Linked DNA regions of Homo sapiens: region 2 is linked to region 1. A link is an interaction called in ENCODE POLR2A ChIA-PET data of the cell type or tissue named here. Cell type or tissue: GM12878. All regions are shown on one strand. Links, peaks and the distances in the headings refer to the core of each region. The heading gives the core; the rest is flanking DNA.

The links. ChIA-PET counts read pairs that join two places held together with the same protein. Peaks named below come from ENCODE experiments on the same cell type or tissue, not always from the same donor. Only the 100,000 strongest peaks of a DNase experiment are listed, where the experiment ranks them.
Region 2: POLR2A ChIA-PET joins it to region 1 with 6 read pairs; 3 of 35 experiments call an interaction of 5 or more read pairs at or near these places.

Annotation. Positions count from the first base shown.
Region 1 is chr10:13,754,213-13,759,880 of GRCh38, reverse strand. All of the region lies in intron 8 of FRMD4A (FERM domain containing 4A), which reads left to right. Among named protein-coding and RNA genes, the nearest start is that of PRPF18, 170 kb to the right of the region's middle. RefSeq lists enhancers at 1,268-1,407, 859-1,556, 705-1,904, 2,139-2,328. In GM12878, for the core only: no CTCF peak of the experiment used is centred there; a DNase peak (open chromatin) is centred at 2,270; H3K27ac peaks cover 5,000 bases.
Region 2 is chr10:13,391,900-13,397,551 of GRCh38, reverse strand. The region is part of intron 1 of LOC105376419 (a long non-coding RNA gene); the gene reads right to left. Among named protein-coding and RNA genes, the nearest start is that of SEPHS1, 46 kb to the right of the region's middle. RefSeq lists an enhancer at 1,483-2,446. In GM12878, for the core only: no CTCF peak of the experiment used is centred there; no DNase peak of the experiment used is centred there.

The DNA.
Region 1 (5,668 bases), core at 388-5,387:
CCAGGCCCCTTTTATTTAAGTTCTCCAAGTTTTTGGTATAAAGCAGTGGTAGTCAAATTTTTAAATAGATAATGACTGTAAGTAGCTTTGGCTGGAGACCTTGAACTTTGTAGGTGGCCAGTAACCATTTACCGAATTTGCTAAACATAATGTTTTCAGGTTACAGAAACTAAATCTTGTTACAATTTTTATTTGTCACTTTTTTATGACATTAATTTGGCCTTGGAATTTGGGGTTTTGATAAGTGCCAGTCCATATCTACTTACAAAGATTTCTGAAGTCCCATGAAAAAATGATTTAAAAACCACAAATCCAATGGATTCCAGTGTCTAGTCTACTTACTCACATTTTTCCCTCCACATTTCTTTCGCCAGCTCTGAACTCTGCTGTAAATATTATTTATTTTGAGAGTACCCTGACGGGATGGAATGTGAACTGGGAATAGCATGATCTGGCCCCACGGATCATGGGAACGTGTGGCCACATGGATTGCCAGGGAGAAGGAAGTGCAGGCTTGGCCTCCACAGTAATTCATGGCCCCCTAATGAGCTTCTGGAATGCCAGCTTGTTGGCTGAATTCAAAGAAACAAAGGATCCGGGTTGTGCTCCATTTGTCAAAGTGCTACTGCTACCTAGCAGTTTGTTTGTAAGCGCAGCTGTCTGGGAAGAGAAATCACTGTCAGGAGAGGGGAGAGGTCAGACACCTTATCCAAAAGGTCAGTTTATCTCACAGCCTAAAACCTACACCATGGACGGTGGGGGTGATTTGTTACATGGGAGTCTCTGATAAACACCCTTTTTCTGTAGCAGGCCCATGCTAGTAAAGCCATCTTCAGAGGTCCAGAGAAACTAGTACACTTGAGTGGCCTAAAATTGTGGAGTAATAGAAGTAATTCCAAATTCCTTCCCATCTGCTTCTGGGAAGATACCCAACACGTCGAAATTGACCACATTCGGTTCAGTGGCTAAACATTAGGTATTTTAGATGTCCCATTCTCATAACTTATGTAATTTATATAAATAAATTTATTTATGATTTATTATAGAAAGTTGTTTTTGCTATTGATGCAGGATTTTTTGCTCCTTAGTTCAACTAAAATCCAGCTTCTTGTCTCACGACCAGGAAAAAATAGGCACATGGACACACTGAAGGGAGAGGAGAGTGGATTATTAAGCGAAAAGAAGGCTCTCAGCAAAAAAAGAGAGGGTCCTGCCAACAGGCTCCCACCTCACAGATTGAATATCAGTCTCCTCCCCTGCATAAGGCATGAATTCTTGGTGGCTCCACCCCCTTCTCCTAGTGCACATGTGGGCCCCAGTCCCTTGCAGGCACGCCCGGGCAAGACCCTGTGCAGGTTTCCTTATCTGCATCTGCATGCCTCCTGCATCTATCACTATTATTAAATGCATGACTATATAACCTCAGTTTTATTTAAAGGAATGGCTTTGACTTCCATACTGTAGATATGTTTTCCTGAACCACATTAATAAAATACCAGCTTAGAACACACAGAACCCTAGAAAAGGCTTTTCTAGATATAACACAGGGTCTAGGGCTGAACTCAAAGATCTTCTAAAATCCAGAGGATCCAATAACCTTTTAAATGAATGGCCACACACAAAAGATAAAGTAACTCTTTCATAGCCTGAAAGGTCCTGAATCTAAAACTTCCCAAAAGGCTATTTTCTTCAGGATACTATTATCCTAGATATTTACATTTCAGGGACTATATCCAAATTACATTTATGTGGAATGAGTATTAATTCATAAATTATGGGAGCAGTTTCCTTGAGGTACAAGAGAAAAGGGGATTGCTTTTACAAAAGAGAAGTCAAGGGCTGGGTGTGGTGGCTCATGCCTGTAATCCCAGCACTTTGGGAGGCCAAGGCAGGTGAATCACCTAAGGTCGAGAGTTCAAGACCAGCCTGGCCAACATGGTGAAACCCTGTCTCTACTAAAAATACAAAAATTAGCCAGGTGTGGTGGTGTGCGCCTGTAATCCCAGATACTCGGGAGGCTGAGGCAGGAGAATTGCTTGAACCTGGTAGGCGGAGGTTGCAGTGAGCTGAGATCGTGCCATTACACTCCAGCCTGGGTGACAAGAGCAAAACTCCCTCTCAAATAAAAAAAAGACGAAGTCAAAAGTGCTGATACACCTTAATGGAAAGAGAACTATATAAAGACAACTGTGAACCGTAGCTACTCTTTCTCATGAAACTCACTTGCTCTTCCGTTTCTTCTTTTGGGCTCTCTGTTTTGCTCAGCAGATGCCTGAAGGCTTATTCTTACATAACTGTCTTTTCTTTCCCACTAACAAAATAGCTCACTTCCTTGTCTTATTGGACTTTACACTGAAATGTCAGGTTTAGCGTGCTGAGAGAAAATGACTGTTATCTAGATAGATGATTAGTATCGCCTGCCATAGAAGAGATACAGACCACACATGTTCATATTCTACCAAATGGAGGACAAATTTGTACGATACTTCTAAAGGTTTAGGAAATAGTCTTATCTAAAAATAACATTTTTTCACTTTTATTGTTTTCCTTAGCACAGCATGTAGTAATCTCATTTCATTTCCTGATGTATATACATGTAAAACAAAAAACCTCATGTCTGTCGACAATCAGGAAGTCAGTAGAGTTGGCATTTCTCTTTAAAAACAATTCAGTAGCCTCCAAGCTGTTAACAAAGGCAGCTGTGGGCCAAATATTTGGAAGACAAGAACCGATGCAGTTTAAAAACAAAAAATTGTCTTTCGATAATCGCTGTTGACCATTGGCCAACTAACTAACAGACATTATCTATGATTCTTACATACTTTATTCATCGTAAACAGTGCAGGGTTTTGAGAATGGAGCACTGATGTTTTCTGTTTCAAAGCTTTTTTAAAAACTCTTGGGTTATGATAGAAAAACTAATGTTCTCTTCCTTAAAAAGTTCAGTGCAGAGAATACCTCATTTAATCGACTGATAGGACGTCCAATTTTCTAGTTATATTCTAATTTAATTTAACAGAAGTCTCATTGCAACACTGTACTGAGGGAGATATCACATACAAAAACTTGATTTTTTGGTTTTTGTCTATAAGGGACCTTAACTGAAAACCTTATCAGCCAATCTCCTTACCCTGATTTTGAGAATCACTTCACCTCTGCCAGCCCTTCTGATCTTTCTAAAAATGTGCCGCAAATTTTCTTAAAATAATAACTTTAAGCAAAGCATGGTGGCTCACGTCTTTAATCCCAGCACTTTGGGAGGCCGAGGCGGATGGATTGCTTGAGGCCAGGAGTTCGAGACCAGCCAGGGCAACGTGACAAAACCCCGTCTCCACTAAAAATACAAAAACAATTAGTCGGGCATGGTGGCGTGTGCCTGTAGTCCCAGCTACTTGGGAGGCTGAGGTGGGAGGATTGCTTGATCCCAGGAGGCAGAGGCTGCCGCTGCAGTGAGCCGAGATTGCACCACTGCACTCCAGCCTGAGTAATAGAGCGAGACCCTGTCTCAAAAAATAAAATAAAAAATAACGTTTAGCATTTTGCAATATTGAAGTACTTTTAAAATGCTTTGCGCTAAACAATGCAAATCACAAATGCCAAAATCACACTACCTTTGAAATAAAGAATCGTCCATACATTAACAGAGACAAGTAAAAAACATCTGTTCTATAGAATTTTTTGTTAACAAGATTTATTGAAACCAGATCAGTAAAGCTGTGTTACTCTGGACCCTCTTCTGGGACCTGGAAATATTTTTGTTTCCGAGGACTGGATATACTGATGCTAATCACTAAAACAGGATTCTCCCAGCATGAGATTTATTAAGACCAGAAAGCAAACAGCACCTGGAAAAGACAGATAGTAAGGAAATTCCGTGTAAAGATTCTTGGTCCACGTTTTGCCTACCTGGCTCTGTTCAGCAGAACCCATCACATGCTTAAGAGGCGATGGAAGGGACCCTGTGTCTACAGGCTCACCATTCCAAATAAACATAGCCACCAAAGGAAAAGAACTCAGGTTTTGATTGAATACTTGGGGGCCAGTTTACATGACATCTCTACAAGATGAAATGCCAGTCCAAGTGAGAGAATATCAGCTTATCAGAGCTTAGTGAGTGTCGGCTAAGAAATCTTAGTGTATACCTGTGGTGTCAGTCTGCAAGTTACTAATTCTGTTTCTTTAAAACAAAAAATGAAAAACAGCTTGCTTTTAGAAACAGAACAATGCATCACCCAATCAATGGAAACAAATAGTAGCAGTCCCTCATTAACAAGGAAAATTGATTTTCACCTCCATTTTAGAAGAGGAGTTGGAGTATTTATTTGTGCTGAAAAATTCCCATTAACTTCCACAAACCACATGTTATTAGGTGCCCAGGGGAGCGGTTAGAGGCAAAAATGTAAAGACCTTTTAGTATTTTATCTTCTATAAACCATGGGATGGTGTGCTCACTAGTGTGGAAAGAAATTTTTATGGCCCAAAAAGAGTGCCTTCTTGGTTTTCTCTTTCTTTCTTTGAAATCTGTTCTGCCTTTATAAAGAGCCATGTGTGAATTAATATAAACTGAACTCAACTTACTGGTATCCGAAAATTCCAGGTTTGTAAGTCTTTTTTGCCAGGCCAGAGGGTGCCTTTTGGGAAGTCACAGGCTAGAGGAAGAGCTTTAGATGATCAACAGGAAAAGAACACGAAGAACTAATTTTCTTCTAAAAGACTTTTTTTGAGTAATATAAACGTTTATATCGATTGCGATCTTTAAAAAGATGACAAAGTCATTTTCTTGCCAGCTACAACATGGAGACTTGATTAATCTAAAGCAGCAGTCTGTAAATCACAATTCCTAGTATACCAATATCATTTCCCTGCACTTACAGAAGTGGTTTTACTACCACAGCTTTAGCTCTAGCTCTAGCTAGCTCGGTTTCAAATCGTTATTAGATCATTTGGGGCATATTTCCCTACGATTTTTAAATTGACCACTTGAAAATAAACAGCTGGCATGATCATATGGTACGAGAAATAGACTTGCTGAGGCTTTTAGATAATTCCTGAAAAAATACTCAGTTATGTCTGAAATAGTTAACATTGGGAACATAACTTATGTAACTTAACAGTAACTTTAATATCTACCTAAACTTTCAAATTTCCCTGTTGGAAACATCCTAGAAAAAAAAAAGTTGATCTGTTAAACTTGAAACACACCTAACAGCCCAAAGAAGAGTTTTTGTGGGAAGAATTGAAATTAATATAATTCTCATATACTATTTATATACTGTTTTACACACACACACACACACACACACACACACACACGAAAGAATTGTGTGTGGCGTTTTCCCATGATTTAAAAATGACTTTAAGGGCCATGAGTAATTGAAGAGCAGATGGAATCTTTCACACCAGCAAGAGCTTTTGAAAGGAACAGAATCTGTGAAAATTTGAAGCAAAATGTTCAAGTGGAAAAGTTATAAATTGTTACAGAAAGCTTTGTTTTGTGCACTAAAGTCTATTTGATGGAGCTTTCAAGTGTGTAATTCACATTTTCAAAGCATAAAAAAGTATTTGGATAGGGATAGGGTAGTTTTTTTTTTGCAGGATGATATTCTTCAAATTCTATGCGAATTGCTTAGAAGCCAAGTAAGGAGGAAATTTTGTATTATGACAGCTT
Region 2 (5,652 bases), core at 505-5,504, 360 kb after region 1:
AAAGTTCCATGACAACAGGATTTCATCTGTTCTGTTCTCTGTTGTATCCCCATCACCTAGATGATGTCTGGCACACGGTACACATTCAATCAAGATAAATTCCTCCCCAAGTGGAGTCAAGAAATCTTTTCCCTGGTGATCCAGGGCTCTTGACCACCCTGGATCCCTTTGGGGTGGCCTGTCCACTGTAGGTTGGGGCCACAGGCTTGTGGGAAGGGGGGATTGACTTCCCTGGTCCTGGCTGAGGCTCCACATCTTCCTTCTGCACTGGGCTCTGCAGAAGGTTTTCAGCTGGGGCAACTCTGCTCAGTTAGTGCCATTTACCAAAATGAGGGAAAGTGAGAGAGGGGCAAGGAGGAGGAGCAGTTCGAAGAAGATCCGTGAGACATCTAACTGACAAGATCAAGTAGGAAATTGCATACAACTCAGGGGCAGCGTAAAGCTGTAGCTATAAAGCTGGAATTCATCAGCCTTATAGATGGTGTCTGAAACCATGAGAATGATAGTGCAGCCGCTGCGGGAAACATCATGGCGGTTCCTCAAAAGATTAAACGTGGAATGACCATAGGATCCAGCAATTCCGCTTCTAGGTATATACCCAAAAGAATTGAAAACAGGGTCTCAAAGAGACATTTATGTACAAATGTTTATAGCAGCATTATTCATAATACCAAAAGGTAGAAGCAACGAAAGTGTTTATCAATGGATTTTTAAAATGTGGTCTATCCATACAATGGAATATTATTCGCCCTTAAAAAGGAAGGACATTCTAACCCATGCTACATGGATGGACCTTGAGGACATTATGCTAAAGGAAGTAAGCCAATCACAGAAGAACAAATACTGTATGATCCCATTTATATGAGATCCCTACAGTAGTCAAATTCACAGAAACAGAAAGTAGAATGATGGTTGCCAGAGGCTAATGGAGGAGGAAATGGGGAGTTGTTGTTTCACAGAGACAGAGTTTCTGTTTGGGAAGATGAAAAGGCTCTGGAGATAGATGGTCATGATGGTTGCACAACAATGTAAACATACTTAATGCCACAGACTGTACTATTAAAAACAGTTAAAATGGCCAAGCACAGTGGCTCATGCCTGTAATCCTAACACTTTGGGAGGCTGAGGCAGTGGATTGCCTGAGCTCAGGAGTTCAAGACCAGCCTGGGCAACATGGTGAAACCCCATCTCTACTAAAATACAAAAAAAATTAGCCAGGCGTGGTGGCGGGCACCTGTAGTCCCAGCTACTTGGGAGGCTGAGGTAGGAGAATTGTGATTGAACCCAGGAGGCAGAAGTTGTAGTGAGTCGAGGTTGCGTCACTAAACTCCAGCCTGGGCAACAGCTTTAGACTCTGTCTCCAAAAAAAATTAATAATAATAATAATTAATGAATATAAAAATAAAAATGGTTAAAATGGTAAATGTTATGTATATATGGTTTTTTTTTTTCTGAGACGGAGTTTTGCTCTTGTTGCCCAGGCTGGAGTGCAATGGCACAATCTCGGCTCACTGCAACCGCCGCCTCCTGGGTTCAAGCGATTCTCCTGCCTCAGCCTCCCGAGTAGCTGGGATTACAGGCATGCACCACCACACCCGGCTAATTTTGTATTTTAAGTAGAGATGAAGTATCTCCATGTTGGTCAGGCTAGTCTTGAACTCCCAACCTCAGGTGATCTGCCTACCTTGGCCTCCCGAAGTGCTAAGATTACAGTCATGAGCAACCGCAATGGCCTTGTTATGCATATTTTACCACAATAAAAGAACTCATTATTATGTACTGAATGCTTCCTGTATGCCCAGCATGTTTTAAGTGCTGCCTGTGTTTCAAACTCATTGAATCCTCCTATTTCCAAGGTAGGTACAGTATCACCCCCATTATATAGGCAAGGAAAGCAGTGATCAGAGAAGTTAAGTAAAGGGCCTAAGCTCACACGGCTTCTAACTAGCCAGGCTAGGAATTGGATTTAGACAGTTGGGTTCCAGTGCCCAAGCTTTTTATTTAACAAACTGTATGAGCTATGAGAGATTATCTCACTACTACAAGAATTTATGTTTTACATCAAAAAGTAAATTTTTAGGCAGGGTGTGGTGGCTCACGCTGTAATCCCAGCACTTTGGGAGGCCAAGGCAGAAGGACCACTTGAGACCAGGAGTTCAAGACCAGCCTGGGCAACATAACAAGACATTGTCTCAAAAAAATAATAATTAGCCAGGCATGGTGGTGGTGCACACCTATAGTCCCTGCTACTTGGGAAGCTGAGGCAGGAGGATTGCTTGGGGCAACAGTGAGCTATAACAGCATCACTGCCTTCCAGCCTGGACAGAGTGAGACCCTGTCTCAAGAAAAAAAAAAAAAAAAAAAAAAAACGAAAACGGACCAGCCACGATGGCTCACGCCTGTAATCCCAGCACTTTGGGAGGCCAAGGCACTTGATCACTTGAGGTCAAGAGTTTGAGACTAGCCTGGCCAACATGTTGAAACTCTGTCTCTATCAAACATATAAAAATTAGTCAGGAGTGGTGGTGCGTGCCTGTAATCCCAGCTACTTGGGATGCTGAGGCAGGAGAATCACTTGAACTCAGCAGATAGAGGTTGCAGTGAGCTGAGATCGTGCCACTGCACTCCAGCCTGGGTGACAGGGAGAAACCCTGTCTCAAAAAAAAGAAAAAGGAAGAATGTTTTATGAGAATTTAAATGAAAGACTGAATTTACAACGCCTCTTACCACATTCAGACAGCATCTCCCTGCACAGGGCCTGGGGCTGCAGAAGGGATGAGGAGTTCGAGTGGGAAGGACAGTTAGACCATTTTATAATCTCTGCAAAATTGCTCTATGGCCAGGGATGACCCCCTCGAAGTACCCATCGGATGCTTCCTGTTGTGTGTGTGAGGCCAGAGGGGCCCACAGCACCTGTCCCTCCTTTGCCTTCAGAAGAATTCAGCCCCGACTCAGACCCTCTCAGCCAAGAGGCCAGAGCCCCAGTTCCAAGGCAGGTGGACCCAGGAATGAGATGTGCAGCTCCTTGGCAGCCGAGGGAGAAGCTTGCTATGCTATTTGGGGCTGCTCTGTTGTGTTATCAATTAAACGTCTCAGACAAAAGCAATGCCAAGTCGTGGCTACTCCAGACCTGCAGCTCAGAAACACACAGGGTCCTTACATGGCCTTTCCTCTGGGTGTGCCTGTGTTCTAATTGCCTCTTTGTATAAGGACACCAGGCATTTTGGTTAGGGCCCACCCTAAGGGCCTCATTTTTGTTGTTGTTGTTTTAAACTTTTATTTTGGGTTCAAGTGTACATGTGCAGGTTTGCTATATAGGTAAACTCATGTCATAGGGCTTGGTTTTACAGATCACTTTGTCACCTAGGTACTAAGCCTAGTACCCAATAGTTATCTTTTCTGCTCCTCTCCCTCCTCCACCCTCTAACCTCAAGTGGGCCCCAGTATGTGTTGTTCCCCTCTGTGTCCATGTGTTCTCATCATTTGGCTCCCACTTATAAGTGAGAACATGGGCTATTTGATTTTCTGTTCCTGCATTAGTTTGCTAAGGAAAAGGGAAGGGGCTTATTTTAACTTAATCACCAGTTTAAAGACCTTATCTCCAAATGTGTTACATTCTGAGATATTGAGGGTTAAGGCTTCAACATACGAATTTTGAAAGAGACATAGTTCGTCCTGTAACAGCATATAAATAACTAAGGAGGCCCCACCCAATAAAGCACTAGCATAATTCCAGTCAAAACGATTTGTTTAACTTATTGGAAAATAGATACCAAGGGAGGCAAAGAAACTGCATTGTTCCGTCATCTTCATTTCTGCTCTCAACTGCTTTCAAAAACATTTCAAAAACAACATCTATGGTAGTTTAAATCTCAGCACTTGTTAGCTATGGTTTTTCTCCCCAGTGTTTTTTGTTTTGTTTTGTTTTTGAGATGGAGTCTCGCCTTGTCGCCCAGGTTAAGTGCAATGGTGAGATCCCGGCTCACTGCAACCTCCGCCTCCCAGGTTCAAGCGATTCTCCTGCCTCAGCCTCCCAAGTAGCTGGGATTACAGGCGTGTACCACCATGCCCAGCTAATTTTTTGTATCTTTAGTAGAGATGGGGTTTCACCATGTTGGCCAGGCTGGTCTCAAATTCCTGACCTCATGAACCGCCCGCCTCAGCTCCCAAAATGCTGGGATTACAGGTGTGAGCACCGTGCCCCTCCCGTCTCCCCAATTTTTTAAAACTTCAGTCGCATAGTCTATCCCCAAAGGAAGGTAAAGATCAAAAAACAACCCAAAGCGTTACTATCATCTGTAGCCAACATAACATAACCAGCACAAGAATCCAGCTTGTGTGATCTTTGTTGAAATAACATCACTGATAATTTCATCATTGATAATTTCACCAAGAAATAACAAATGAGAATATCTGGGGTATTCCCTTGATTTCTTTTCTGTCCATCGGTATTTTACTTTGTTGACAACCTTCTTTATACTGAAATCAGAATCTTGCTTTTTTCTCTCATGCTCATTTCCCAACAACATGAACCATGATTCACTTACATGTCGAATGTCTGCATGATAATATTGCGTGGTGTTTCATCTTATTTACCTAACCATTGTCCAATTGCTGGACATTGGGTTAACATTTACAAATAATGCTGACAGACGTTATTGTCATATATCCTTTCTGGTTATTTCTCTTTTTTTGAGACAAGGTCTTGTTCTGTCAACCAGGCTGGAGTACAGTGGCATTATCAAGGCTCACTGCAGCCTCAACTTCCCAGGCTCAATTGATCTTCCCACCTCAGCCTCCTGAGTAGCTGGGACTCCAGGCACGCATCACCACGCCCAGCTAATTTTTGTATTCTCTGTAGACACAGGGTTTCACCATGTTGCCCAGGCGATCTCAAACTGTGGGCTCAAGCGATCCACCCACCTCAGCCTCCCAAAGTGCGGGGATTACAAATGTGGCCACCACGCCCAGCCTTGCTGGCTATTTCTTTAGGCTAATCGGGTTTCTACAAGTGAAGTTACTATGTCAAATATTCACACATTTGTTTGAAAGCCTTTTGGAATACAGGAAAACATCTGTCTTTTCAGGTTCTTTGACTTTGCCAGTCAGAGAATAATCTGTCAGCCACCCCTGCCATGCTAACCCAACATTTGGTCCTCTGTTCCTACACAGGATGTCCTCACCCTCTGCCCACCTTCCCACTCAAAGCACAACCATGAGTTCCAATCATTACAGGGTGCTGTGACAGGTGCTGGGAAAAGAAAGGTCATACAACTGCCAATAGGGGATGAAAGGTAAGGAGGGTCATAGAAGAGCTTGCATATGTGATGCACTTCTCTGAAGAGCTCAAAGGTTTTCAGAGACACGGCCTTTTTCATCTTCATAGGTGTATTGTTTTTCCTTCCGAGTCAGACCCAAACATAAACCTTATGCATTGGCTTCTATTTACACGCTCACTCCTGTTTTCTTGACACTCCCTAAAGTGGCTTTTATAGATCGGACTTCGGGTTCGTATACATGACAAAAAAGCCCCAAACTGATCTGTTCATCTCTCACCCCTAAGACCCATAGGAGTGACAAGCATGGTTACTCATGCCTGTAATCCCAGCACTTCGGGAGGCCAAAACCGGAGGATCACCTGCATCACCTGAG